2 separate regions of the Homo sapiens genome follow, and region 2 is linked to region 1. Evidence: chromatin contacts called from ENCODE Hi-C or POLR2A ChIA-PET data. All regions are on one chromosome and are shown on one strand. The core of a region is the stretch at or near the end of the contact, and the rest is flanking DNA. Distances in the headings are between cores, read along the strand shown.

The links. Hi-C counts contacts between places; a loop is a spot of excess contacts on that map. ChIA-PET counts read pairs that join two places held with the same protein, here RNA polymerase II (POLR2A). Pooled maps may share reads with other maps.
Region 2: a map of heart right ventricle shows a loop between it and region 1 (2.4-fold over the local background). The contact joins the enhancer-like site here to the promoter of BTBD3 in region 1. A Hi-C loop is called at or near these places in 5 of 168 maps with a recorded cell type or tissue (heart left ventricle and heart right ventricle) and 5 of 50 pooled maps. POLR2A ChIA-PET finds 5 or more read pairs at or near these places in 1 of 52 experiments (MCF 10A).

Annotation. Positions count from the first base shown.
Region 1 is chr20:11,915,709-11,921,585 of GRCh38, reverse strand. It overlaps BTBD3 (BTB domain containing 3), which reads right to left and starts at 3,693. Exons shown (of 4, transcript NM_014962.4): 1 at 2,985-3,693; 2 at 2,410-2,500; 3 at 1,750-1,868. The coding sequence starts at 3,310. BTBD3-AS1 (BTBD3 antisense RNA 1) reads left to right here and starts at 2,985. Exons shown (of 3, transcript NR_186407.1): 1 at 2,985-3,272.
Region 2 is chr20:12,173,585-12,179,529 of GRCh38, reverse strand. No RefSeq gene overlaps it. Among named protein-coding and RNA genes, the nearest start is that of BTBD3-AS1, 260 kb to the right of the region's middle. Within about 2 kb of position 1,754, at least 3 of the 41 ENCODE cell types and tissues checked have a DNase peak (open chromatin) inside an H3K27ac peak, as active enhancers do.

The sequences.
Region 1 (5,877 bases), core at 2,444-4,943:
CTGCGGCTCAGTGATGCTCTGACTGTGAGCCAGGACCCTGGGGAGGATCCTAGAGCATGGTCAGCACTTTCGAGCTCTTACCCTGGAACTGTCAAGGGAGCAGCTGTCCTCTTTTTCTGACAACCCCAGGAATACTGGCTACTCATACTCGATGAAGCAGGCCACCGCTTTCACAACTACAGCACTAGAGCAAATGGCACCTGACTCATTTCTGATCTTACCACATTTTGTGGACTGCATGTATAATTTTATAAAGCTTTATCAATATCTGCTATAGGCAATGCATCTGTGGGAAAAGATACTTGTCAAATGATTCATCAAATGACTTAGGTGAGATGTAATTCTCTGCCATTCTTGTTCATGTTTCCTAATTATGTATATATCAGGAATGATACAACATCCTACTTGACTGCAGTGAAGACAAAATGCTGAACTAGTGCTAGCAATCTCCTCAGCAACAGAAAACACTATAAAAAATACAAAGCTGACTTCATGCAGTGGGGATACTTGCAGGTAAAACTGGTTTCTGTACATATATCTCCAAAAGATTACAAAGGTTAAAAGTAGCAGATTAGTTTACATTTTGGTACTTCACATGCTCACTTGCCTTTAATTTCCCTATCCCCTACTGTGAAGGTCTTGTCAGTGACAATTATATTTCAAAACTGTAAGATGAATAATGAATTAAATACTTTTAAGTTCTAGAACTAACTACAGTACTTATTTTTCAGAAGACAGTAAACAATGTATGGCAACATTTTAACTATATGTAGGAGTACTGTCCAACTTGTTGACCCACTGAATACTTTTTTCAACAAACATTTTACTTATTCCAATGAACTGAAATCCCTAGAGCAACAGATAACCTTAAAGTAATACACTTTGCTGTGCTAGAATAAAGATTAGGAAAAATCATATAAATACTACTTAGAATAATAATTAGATTATGATCACTTGGTGAACTACCACACTGTCTAGTACCGTACATGATAAAGAAGCTGATTCTATAACCTGTTTAACACATACTGGTGCCTGCAGAAGACCCACCAGACAGAAAACTATCTTTTTTATAAATATATAACGTATCTTTAAGTTTCATACTTCTGTATTACCAATGAAAGTTCTTCTGTATAAATCCACATGAAACTGTACGAGACTATCCATATCTTTCTAAGATTTCCCCTGTAATGTCAAATGCAAGTACTTTTTACCCTTGAGAGTGTCTGATTTTATATGAGTATGTATATGTATGTGTACACAAAGATCAGATTATTTCAACAGATGGTAAGTTTTTCATTTGCTCTTAGGAGACAATAACTCTTAGAATACTCAGAAATCTCCCAACTGGTGTTACTTAAATAAGGTACTTAACTTCTGAAATTGTGAAGCAAAAACATTTGTTTAAAGACTTTTTCACACACAATGCTTTCAGAGAGAACATCTTCTATTAAATAATGCTAATACCAGAAAGTTATTTGTCTTTAATTTTAAGTTGTTAAAAATCATCACTATACATGCCACTTGCTCCCAAATTCTACGTCAAGGTGCGATTATAAATGCTGCATAATTCCATATGCTTTCCACGGAAAGCTAAAGTGTTCTTTTCCGAAAACATTTACAAGGTAAGCAGCACCCTCTTTCTTCATCAGTCTTCTTTTCTGTTATGCAGAACTTAAATTTAACTGTGAAACCAGCAGGGTACAAATACAGCATAAACAAACTCTTTCCAAACACACGAATGATGCTTACTTCAGCATAGCGAGAAAAGCAGCAGGTTCGACATCTGGTATACGGATTTCATCTTTGTCCTCTGCAAGTTCTCCGTAAAACATCGCATGGAACACAGAGCTCCCAACAGCTAAAACATACTGTGTAGAAAGGGAAATCTTATTTCATACACTAAATTGAAGGCATTTCCAGCAAATCAATGCAGAAAAACAACACTAGGCAATCAGGTTTAGTAAACATAGCGTACCTAAAATCTACTGCTTTGAAAAAGCCAAGGTACACAGGGTAGCTTGCCATGGAAGCATAAGACCATGCTGCTAATTATTTCAAAGCTTTAAGAGATTAATGCACATGTCCCCTCATTACTAAATACATACAATAATAGCTTACATAACTAATTTCTAGGAGAAGGGTAAACATACGACTTTCCTGACCTGTCACAACAACTTCCCATGTCTGGAGAGTTAAGAGGGGATGTGTGAGATATAAAGCAGTATAGAAGGAAACAAAGAAAAAATTAAGCGTGGCCAAAGCCCTCTGGAGAGGGTGCGCTCTCTCCCTAATCGAGTGAAACATGCACTGCCTGACATCGGCAAGCTGCCCACACCAAGTTACAGGCTTATGGAAAGGGTCCCTCTTTGTAAACGTCAGGACTAAACCGGTCATGCAGCTGTTGCTTACTTTGTGTCCTGGCAACCGTTGAGTCCCACCTGGTGGCCCAACCACAAAATGTACATCTGCCATCAAATCATTATTGAACATCATCGCATTTCTATAAACAGAGGCAACTCATTAATTCACAGCAGCCTGCATTTTTAACATCCCCTTCCCCAACATACAAAACCCACAAAAGACTTGCAAGCTAAGCAACAGTCCAGTAACTTCAAGGCAAAACAACAAATAAAGGTTCTAACTAAACTGTTCATAATCATTGCAAACATAAGGGAAGTAACTAAAGTTTAAAATAAAAGTTATACAAACTTTTAATAAAGCTAAGGACAAATAAAAGGTTCCCATTTTCTATGGCCCATAGACAACCCTGTCACTTGAATGTTACAGCTTGCAAAAACATTTTTATCTAAGAGGAAAACAGCTGTACTGTTTTGGAAAAGATACAAGGCAATTTTCCATTACCAATAAAAAGCTTCTGGGAAAAGAGGAAACAGATTTGTGTTCAAATACATTACAGGTTTTGCAAAAGCAGAAACTTCAACACAGGAAAACTTTTAAAGTAAATAGACTAGCGCGGCACTTACCTCTCTCTAATGGTGGGATAAAGACCCTGCCAGTTTGGGGCCGGGATAAGGTTGTTGTTACTGAGATTCTGCTGGTGGTACTGCTGGACGCTGGTGCTGCTGGAGTTGGCTGGCTTTTTACGGGGGAATATATCAGCAGCCATCTTCTTCTTTTTAGTCTTCAAGGTAATTATTTCATAACAAACTGGTGGCAACTTGCTGCTGTTGCTACTGCTGCTGCTGGTATTTGCTTTCTTTGAGCTTTTCTTGGACCTGTTCTTTACCGTCTCTGGAAGCATCAAGAAGAAGGTGAGACATTTCATGTTCTTTTCCTTGTCATCTACCATGAGTACAGTGTGTCTCTCTTTAGAGTTAGATATCCCAAATTGGTTTGAACATCAAGGAAAAGAGATTAGCCCGGGCTAAGAGGTTAACTGAAACCAACAAAGCTGATATTTTGCTGCTTTTCTCAGCCAGGCAAGGTGACCTTTTCACTATGTTGAATAGAAACTGGCTTTAAGTTTTATCCAGTACTGGGTCTGTTAAATATATCCCCATCATGATTCCTGTTTCTCTTATTTGCTCATAAAAATAACTGTTTCCTAGATCACCTGAAAATGCTACACTGCAAAGATGACAGGCACAGAGCTGTAGCACTTCTTTTCTGAATTAGGTCAGCAAGATGGGCTGGAGCTGCGTGAGTCTGTTCAGCCGGCTGAAGTTGTGTGGTGAATGGATCGGAGGAGAGTAGGTATTACAGCCCTGCAGATGGAGTCAGACAGCCAGTGCTCCGAGCCAATAGCTGAAGTCACCAATCATGATTGGACCAAGCAAAACAGTGACACCTATTGTAACATGCATAGTTCTGATATTAAAGGAACAGCAGTTGCATTTTCTTGTCTACTGTATATTTAAACAAGATAATAACATATGAAATATATTTGACAACAGGAAGGGAGGAGTTTATGCCCACAGATTTCTCTTCAGTAGACATACATTATGTCCCCAGTTAAGCAGGATCAATTAACAAAGGGTAGGGACAGATATCTATATTTCTACTAAAATCTTTTTCCCAGCAGCATTTAGTTTCAAATACTTAAAACAAAATCCTCCAGTCTATAAACTGAAAAGGGCTATTAATAGCAAAACACATTTATTACACTTTAAAGGCAAAGGACGTTATTTTTCTTTTTCTTAGCCTCTTTTGAGTGCAAGTCATAGTCTAGTGCTAAAGAAGAGAACTGAGGCCATGTGTTCAGTTTACCTCCCAATGTTTTCTAGCTTCTATAATGGTCTTTGACAGGTGTCTCAGGTCACAAAATACTGTTAATTAGATTAAGATTATACCCGTACACCTAAGTACACTAAAGCATAAGATAAACTCTAGAAGTAAAAATAAGATTCAAATAAAAACAAATCTGATGATCAATGTTCAAAGGCTGTAATTCACTAAAAATATTTCAGATGGGGCCATGTTCAGGATCTCAAAATTCAACTTAACTGTTAAGGCTACATTTAGTCTTGTCTTAATTTTAAAGAATATAATCCACAACTTCTAAGACAGAACAAATAACAAGGCTATTCAAAATGATAAATGTTCGGATTCCACCTAGTTAAAATGCAAACAGGTTCTCTCTGCTTTGAATTAGAAGAATATAAGCTACCATTTGATTTTTGTAGGTGTGAATCCTCCAACCATTTCTAGCGTTGGTGAGTAAAAAAAACAAAAACACCGGCAATAGGTTCTGCATATGCTTATTTATTGTAAAGAGGGACTAATTAAAATATTTAATCTCACCCCTATCTATTTGGATCACGCTCATTTGTTCAAAGCACAGCAGCCATTTGCTACCCCTCAGGCAAATGCACCCTTCATGACCACAGCCCTCCTTGTTTTAACATTTGTCTGAATAATGACTACCTGACACAGTGAGGGCTCAGCAAATAAGAGTTACGATTGTTATTGTTATAATTAATAATCTGCTAAAGGCGGTTACCAGAAATCAGTCTTTAAATCCCTAGAACACTAAATTGAACCAAGAAATATCCTCTTTATTGTTGTTATTATTATTCTTAAAACCATTTGCAAAGCCTCTGTAAGAGAACCAGGGCCTGTAGCACAGTTACCTGTCTCCATTTTAGATGGATCCTGAAGCACTGCTTATTTATTATGATTATCATGTTCTCAACAGCAGAACACACACATACAGATACCTCCAAATCATCTTCATACACACTTTAACACACAATGTTAGAGAGGGATCTAGAAACCAGTTTAAAAAGCACATAGAGAAAGTCATGAAGAAACAAGTAAGCTCCTATTGACCTAATTATTCAGAATAGGGTTAACACTAAAGGATTTCTCTCTTGCTCAAGTGCCACTGAACTTCCTTGACCACTTCCTTGCAGGAAAGCTCCCATGCCAGGTAGGCCTTTCTGACTGGGATTAATCTCATAAATATTTCTAACAAATCTAGTATCTGGCTTTTCAGGTCAGAAGTAATCAATTAGAATGGAAAGGGAAACCAGCTGCTTTTAGGCAGACATACTATTAATTGGTAGCTGGATGGAGACAAAATAGAAAAAACATAAAACACAGATACAAGAACTTAGAAGGGTTTGTGATCTTTACTCATTTTGCATATGGCTCAATACCCATCACCAAGAAGTCTCCAAAACACATGGCTCTTACACCACTAAGTTAAAGAAAAAAAGTAAAGTGGATGTAACAGTTTGAGAAAGAGAAGTATGCAATATTGTAGAACATGTTTTCTAAAATTACAGATATCAGTTATTTAGAAAAATAAGTTTTGTAGAAAATTCTGACAATACTAGTTAAATGAAGTAGCGCTAAATCTGAATCATCTACAAGAGTGCTACAAAGAAGGGCATTATTACTCCAATGTATGTAAGG
Region 2 (5,945 bases), core at 505-3,004, 260 kb before region 1:
CATTCTCATATCTAAAAGTCTGCAACATCCTTGCATTAAAGGTGTCTAAAAACTGTATGGTTCAGATCTTTGCCCTCTTCATTATTAACTTTAACCAAAGATTGATTTTGAAAGAAAATAAAATATCACAGGCAGAAAGTTTATGTTATCTCTAACTTCATTACTCATACTTGGGTCATTTAATGTATTCGATCATTATTTATTTAAAGAACATAAAGCTGGTGTGACTTGTGATCTGTAGAATATAACAGATATAACAGATCTAACGTCCAGTCCACTCTTTCATTTAACAGGTATTGGCTGGTCACCTCCCAGGCTGGTTGTGAGAGATGACAGTCAACAAGATAGGTGAATTGCACATCCTTCATGGAATGTAATATTCTAGAGCAAACAGGGAAATAAGAGCAAAACATATACAAAGGAGGTAAGAAGAGAGCAAGGTGAAAAATCAAAGAAATATGTAACCAAGTAAAAAAGACAATGGCCTGAGACCTAAGAAAGATTGAGTTCAGGAGACAACCTGCATCTCCCTCAATTGCTAATGCCTGAAAGGCATTGGTATGGTATAGCTTTACAGCTGGAAGGGTAGAGAGACAACTGAGTCTATGTAAAATGGTTCTTCATTGTACATATATTCTACATATAAGAATAGCAGGTTCCAAGAGAAAATCCAGGCTACTCCAGGCCACATACAAAGTTTTGGGTGGGCACCTATGCCCTCAGCACACTGCAAGAATTGAGTAAAATTTGGAGTCATCTCATGCAATGGATCTTTGTGACACCCCACTTTCTTTCTCCCCCACCTCTAAACTTCTTTTGAATTCTTCTGCCAACTTTGAGACAATTGCTTGTGGAGTCATGCTCACCATTGCTTTGGAGAAGTCTTCTAGACACAGGCTTTAAGCCTGTCTAACCACCTCCATCCTGTATTTCTCCGGGTAGTCCTTTGTGGCTCAGAGGAACAACATCTTCAATGATTGCATCTGCTGACATTGGCATAGTATGTCACTGGACACAGAACTCCTTAATGGACAATATTGCATTTGATTCTCATAATATTGCTAAGCAGATATTATTATTTCCACATTATAAAAGAGGACTTAGGCCTTGGGAATTAGGCCACATGGTCTATCCAAGTTCATATACCTGCTTCTAAATGGCAAAGCTGTAGCTTAATTCCTGGCAGAATGACTATCTGTTCTGTTTACTCTGAACTAAGGGGGTCCCAGGAAGTGGGACTTTTAGTGCTAAAACCAGAATAGTCCCAATCATCCCAGGTCATTTGGTAACCATACTACCAAATCTATTTAATTTCATGTTTAGTATATGAGAGCAGGACTCTGGGGTTTGCTCTTTCCCCAGGTTCTAGGGCAAATCATTTTAATTGGCCAGTGATCCCAGAGATATATAATGAGTCACCACCCCTGCCACCCATCTGACTCCGGCAGCTGTGTTTTTCAGTGCCACATGGTTGGATGGCCATGCTTTGAAAATACAAACCTAACAACAAGATATTAAACTTTAAAATAGCAGAGCAGGCTCCAAATATTCCTGTCCCACCCACTTTTCAGCAGTTCCTGGGCTCTTCTTTGCCTAATGGGAGCATTGGCTTGAGAAGAGGAAGCGAGTTATTTTTAAAGTTTTGCACACATCTCATCAGAGTTTGTGACAATGCACCATTCATGCTGGGTTAATCATTACTGTGGGTGTCCCAGGAGTGACAGTGAGCAATTTTATGAAAACTTTATAGTCAGTAACATTACTCCCACGGCATGGCAGAGAAAGGAGCAAGGCAAAGCTGAACAGCTCCTCCCTGTCACTTGAGATTGAGGAAAATGCAACACTGACAAATATCAAATTGTAAGGACAGAAAACGAGTAAGCTCCTTTTGAAACAATTTTAATGGAATTATACAAAGAAGTTAGAAAGATGACTAGAGAAAGCATTCTAGATAAAAAGTATTTAATTAGTTTTAAAGTTTTTAAGTTGTATATGTTTTAAAATATGTAAGAAAACCATGTTTCTCTTAATAACAACAAAGAACATTATGTTGAAAATCTATAACATGTCAGATACTCCTCTCAGGATTTTACTGTATTGATTACTTACAATACTTGTATTAAATCATCATCGTATTAAGGAGTTGAAGATACTTTGTGTATTGCTTCCATTTTCACAGTTGGGGAAACTATACACAGAGTGGTTCAAAAACTAGAACAGAAACACATTCAGTGCAAGATGGAGCTGGGATTTGACCCCAGGCTCTCTGACTCCAGAGCTGATATGCCTAAGCACCACACTACATTTCCAGGGTACAAAAAATTTCTGTCCACCACGACTGCTACTAAAATCTCCAGATATTCACAGACATAAATAAACTATGAGCAGAAGAATAGTTTGCTTATAGGAGAAGATTTGAAGTACAGCTCTTTGGCAGGAGGGTGAAGCCCTGTGACTTGGTTCTCTCAGTGTTTCCTGATAGTGAAATTCAATCAAAAAGGAGCCTGCCCAAATGCTCTTATTTGTATTTAATTAAAAATTGTTCTCTATGAAGCTTTTCCTTAGAATATATACACATGATTTCTAGATTAAATAGTAGCAAAGTAACTGAGCCTGCCATGTATTTTTCTATCTTTTATTAAAATACCCACAAATATAAACAAATTAAAGAAAAAAACAACACTGGAAATAACAATGCAAACGAAAGTTAAGAGAAGACCAGATGCCATGTGGGAAGGGAATTTCTACTAACTACAACCAAAATGGGTTGGGTTAGGGACTTTAATTTTAAACTACACAATACTTGCTCTATACTCAGAGCAAGTTCAAAATAGGCCGAGAGAAGACAGAAGAAGACTGATTCATTCTCACTCTTTGTATTACATCCTAGATGAAGGGGCTGCGTGATTCTGAAAGATGGGAAGCCATGTCCCAAAAGCTAAGAAGTCATGCCCTGAGCTATCCTGAGGGTTCTCCCTCCACCTTGGGCCCCACCTGCATCTTTTTTACTTCGTCCTCAGGAAACTGTGGCTTCCAGCATGCACTGTGGCAGAAGGTAGAGTGGGAGGCTTAGAGACAGGTTGTGTCCTGAAATGTTTAGTTATATAAGGGTAAGCCTTGGAAGACAGGGTAGAAATGGAAAGAACCCTGCCCGAGGACCTTCAAGATGAACCATTTTGGGTGTGAGAGTGGAGGAAAGTAAATTGGGAGAGGTAGAAAAGTGTTTGAATCTATCTCTGGCTTGGTTTGATGCCAGAAGGAAAAGGTAGGCCATAAAGCCAGTCAACCCCCATTTTAATTGGAAAACATTTGAACTCATCATGCAATATCAGCTGTTTTTCCTTTAACATATAGGATTAAAGGGAAAAAAGTTTCATAAAAATATATACATATATGAAAAATGATTCTAGAATTCACAACAAAATTTGGAGAATATATCTTCATTTCTTTCCATGAAAGAAGGCAAGTAATCAATAAACTGAAACTGGGAAAATAAGTACAATTCTCAACGAGGGGTATCAAAATAGATTCAAGAAAGTCTGGCTAAAATAAAATTTAAGAATAAATGGAAGTGGAAAATTCAATTTTAAATAAAATAAAGATTAAAATAAAGATCAATAAAGAGCATTATGGTAACTGCAGAAAATGAAAGCACTGAGGATCTTGCAGTCCAGAGAAGACAAGCAGAGGAAATGATGCCAGCAGTACAGTGGACTAAGCACCATGTTAATCCTATACACAGAATGATATAAAAGCACAAAGCCAGGCACTTGACTCAGTCTAAGTCTTCCTGGAAGATGCTACACCCAAGCTGAATCTCCAGGGCTGAGTAGGAGTTACTCACAGAAAGAACATAGCTGATAGAACTGATAATACAAACATAGCAGGGAAACAAGAAGTGTTTTATACATGATGAATATTGCTAAGTCATAAATAGTAAGCTAGGGAGTGGTGAGAGATGAGACAGTAAAAGGTAAGTAAAGGCAGGCCATAGATTCTTTCTTATGTAAGGAAGTAACCTTTAGTAGGTGTGAAGCAGAGAATGGAATGATAATATTATAGACCGCTGGGAAGGTGTTTGGAAATATAGAATTTAAGGAAGCAAGAAAAATTAAAGAACAGGAAGTAGGCTGTGAAAGTGGTCCCTATTATAAATAATGGCAGCCTGAATTCATGCAAGAGTATCACAGATGGAAATTGGGAGTTGAATTCAAAAAAAGTTAAGGAGATGATATTCAGGGTTTATTAAAATCCTTGATGTTTGTCTAGGGGAGGCTTTTAGCTTGGGACATAATTAGTTCCAATAATCACAAATGGGCCTACAGGAGTAGAGACCCATTGGAGGGGAAAGAGGAGTACAGTTTTAAGCAGTATGATTTTGATATTCTTCTTGGCATCAAGAAGGCATATTGAGCAAGAAGTTGAATATATGACTCTAAAGTCTAGGAAAGCAGTCAAGGCTAGATACAATTTTGTGTGTCACCAACACATAGAAAATGTTTAAACCCATGAGAATGAGTAAAACCATTGGAGAGAAAGCAATGAGAAGAGTAGTGAACTCAGGACAGCAGACTGAGAAACACCAAGTACAAACAGAAGGCAGAGAGATCCTAAACTGAAAGTAAAAAATAAGTCAAAACATCCAGGACCACTAGGGATGTATGGGCTGCAAACGTCAAAGAGGTGTTACGTTTCAAGAAGAAGAGGGCAATTCGTAGTGTTATATGTAGCAAAAGCAAGGGGTGGTAGGTAAGGGGTACCGTAGTCTTAGTATCAGGAGATGTCCAATGACATTAGCAAGTGGGCTTTTCAAAGAGGAGTGAAAAAGAAGCCCAGACTCAGTGGCTTAAGTTAGCTGATAAGGGGAACGTGTTTGGATAGAAGAACTAGAAGGAAATGTGGGCTCAAGAAAAAGCATTTTCAGAAGGAAGGGGACTTAGCCAAATTTATAAACTCTTCTGAAGGAATTATTTGGAGGAACAGGTCAAAGGTAAACTTGATGGAGCAGTTCTAAGAGGAAGCAGGAGGGGAAAATATAATGCAACCTCATATCTGTTCCTGCAGGCTTAGATTTAGCTCTCTGCCTGTTCTCAGAGCAGGGTGTCCCAAAGTTTAGTATGCATCAAATTACCTGGAGTCCTCACTAAAACACAGACTTATGGCCCCAGACCCAGAGATTTTTATTTAGAAGGTCAAGGCTGGACCCAAGAATGAGTTGTTTCTAGCAGCTTCCAGGTGATATTGATGCTGCTGATCAAGGAGCCACATGTTAAATGTTTTTCTTTTCCTCAAAATTATGCTTTTTCCTCCTCTGTGCCTTATTCACCCTGTTCTATCTGAAAGGTCATCTCTAATATTACCTACAGTTTTCTTTCAGCTCTCTAACATTTTTAACAAGTGCTATGTCCTTCATAAAGTCCTTTGCAGTTTATCCCAAGTAGATGTTGATGTCCTACATCTATCTGTAGGACCACATTGTTATATATTTGATAACTTCTTTTTCCCAGTATTTTTCATTATGGTTATGTGTCTACTTCTCATCACTTCTGATAAACTATAAGTTCATCGAGGGCAAGGATTATCACATCTTTTTTGCAGTCTGTCTCACATGTGACTCTATCTGAACTGCAAGCTAAAAAAAATTGCACACATGATGTTTAGAATGCAATTATCAGCCTATTCTATGAAGCCAATTTTGCATTTCTAATTCAGCTGGAAGAAGGCAACTGCTGTGTCTGCAACAAAAACATTGTAGCAAGCTGAAAATTTATGTTTCTAGGACAAAGATTCTCAATAGCTCAAAATGCAAAAATCTTAGTTCTTTGGGGCTGGTTTCTCACTCCTCTAGTTACTGATATTGAACTTCACTGATGCATTTTGCTAGGATATGAAGCAGATATAACCAGAGGGAGAACACGTTTGAACTCAAGGTTTAATCCAATTCC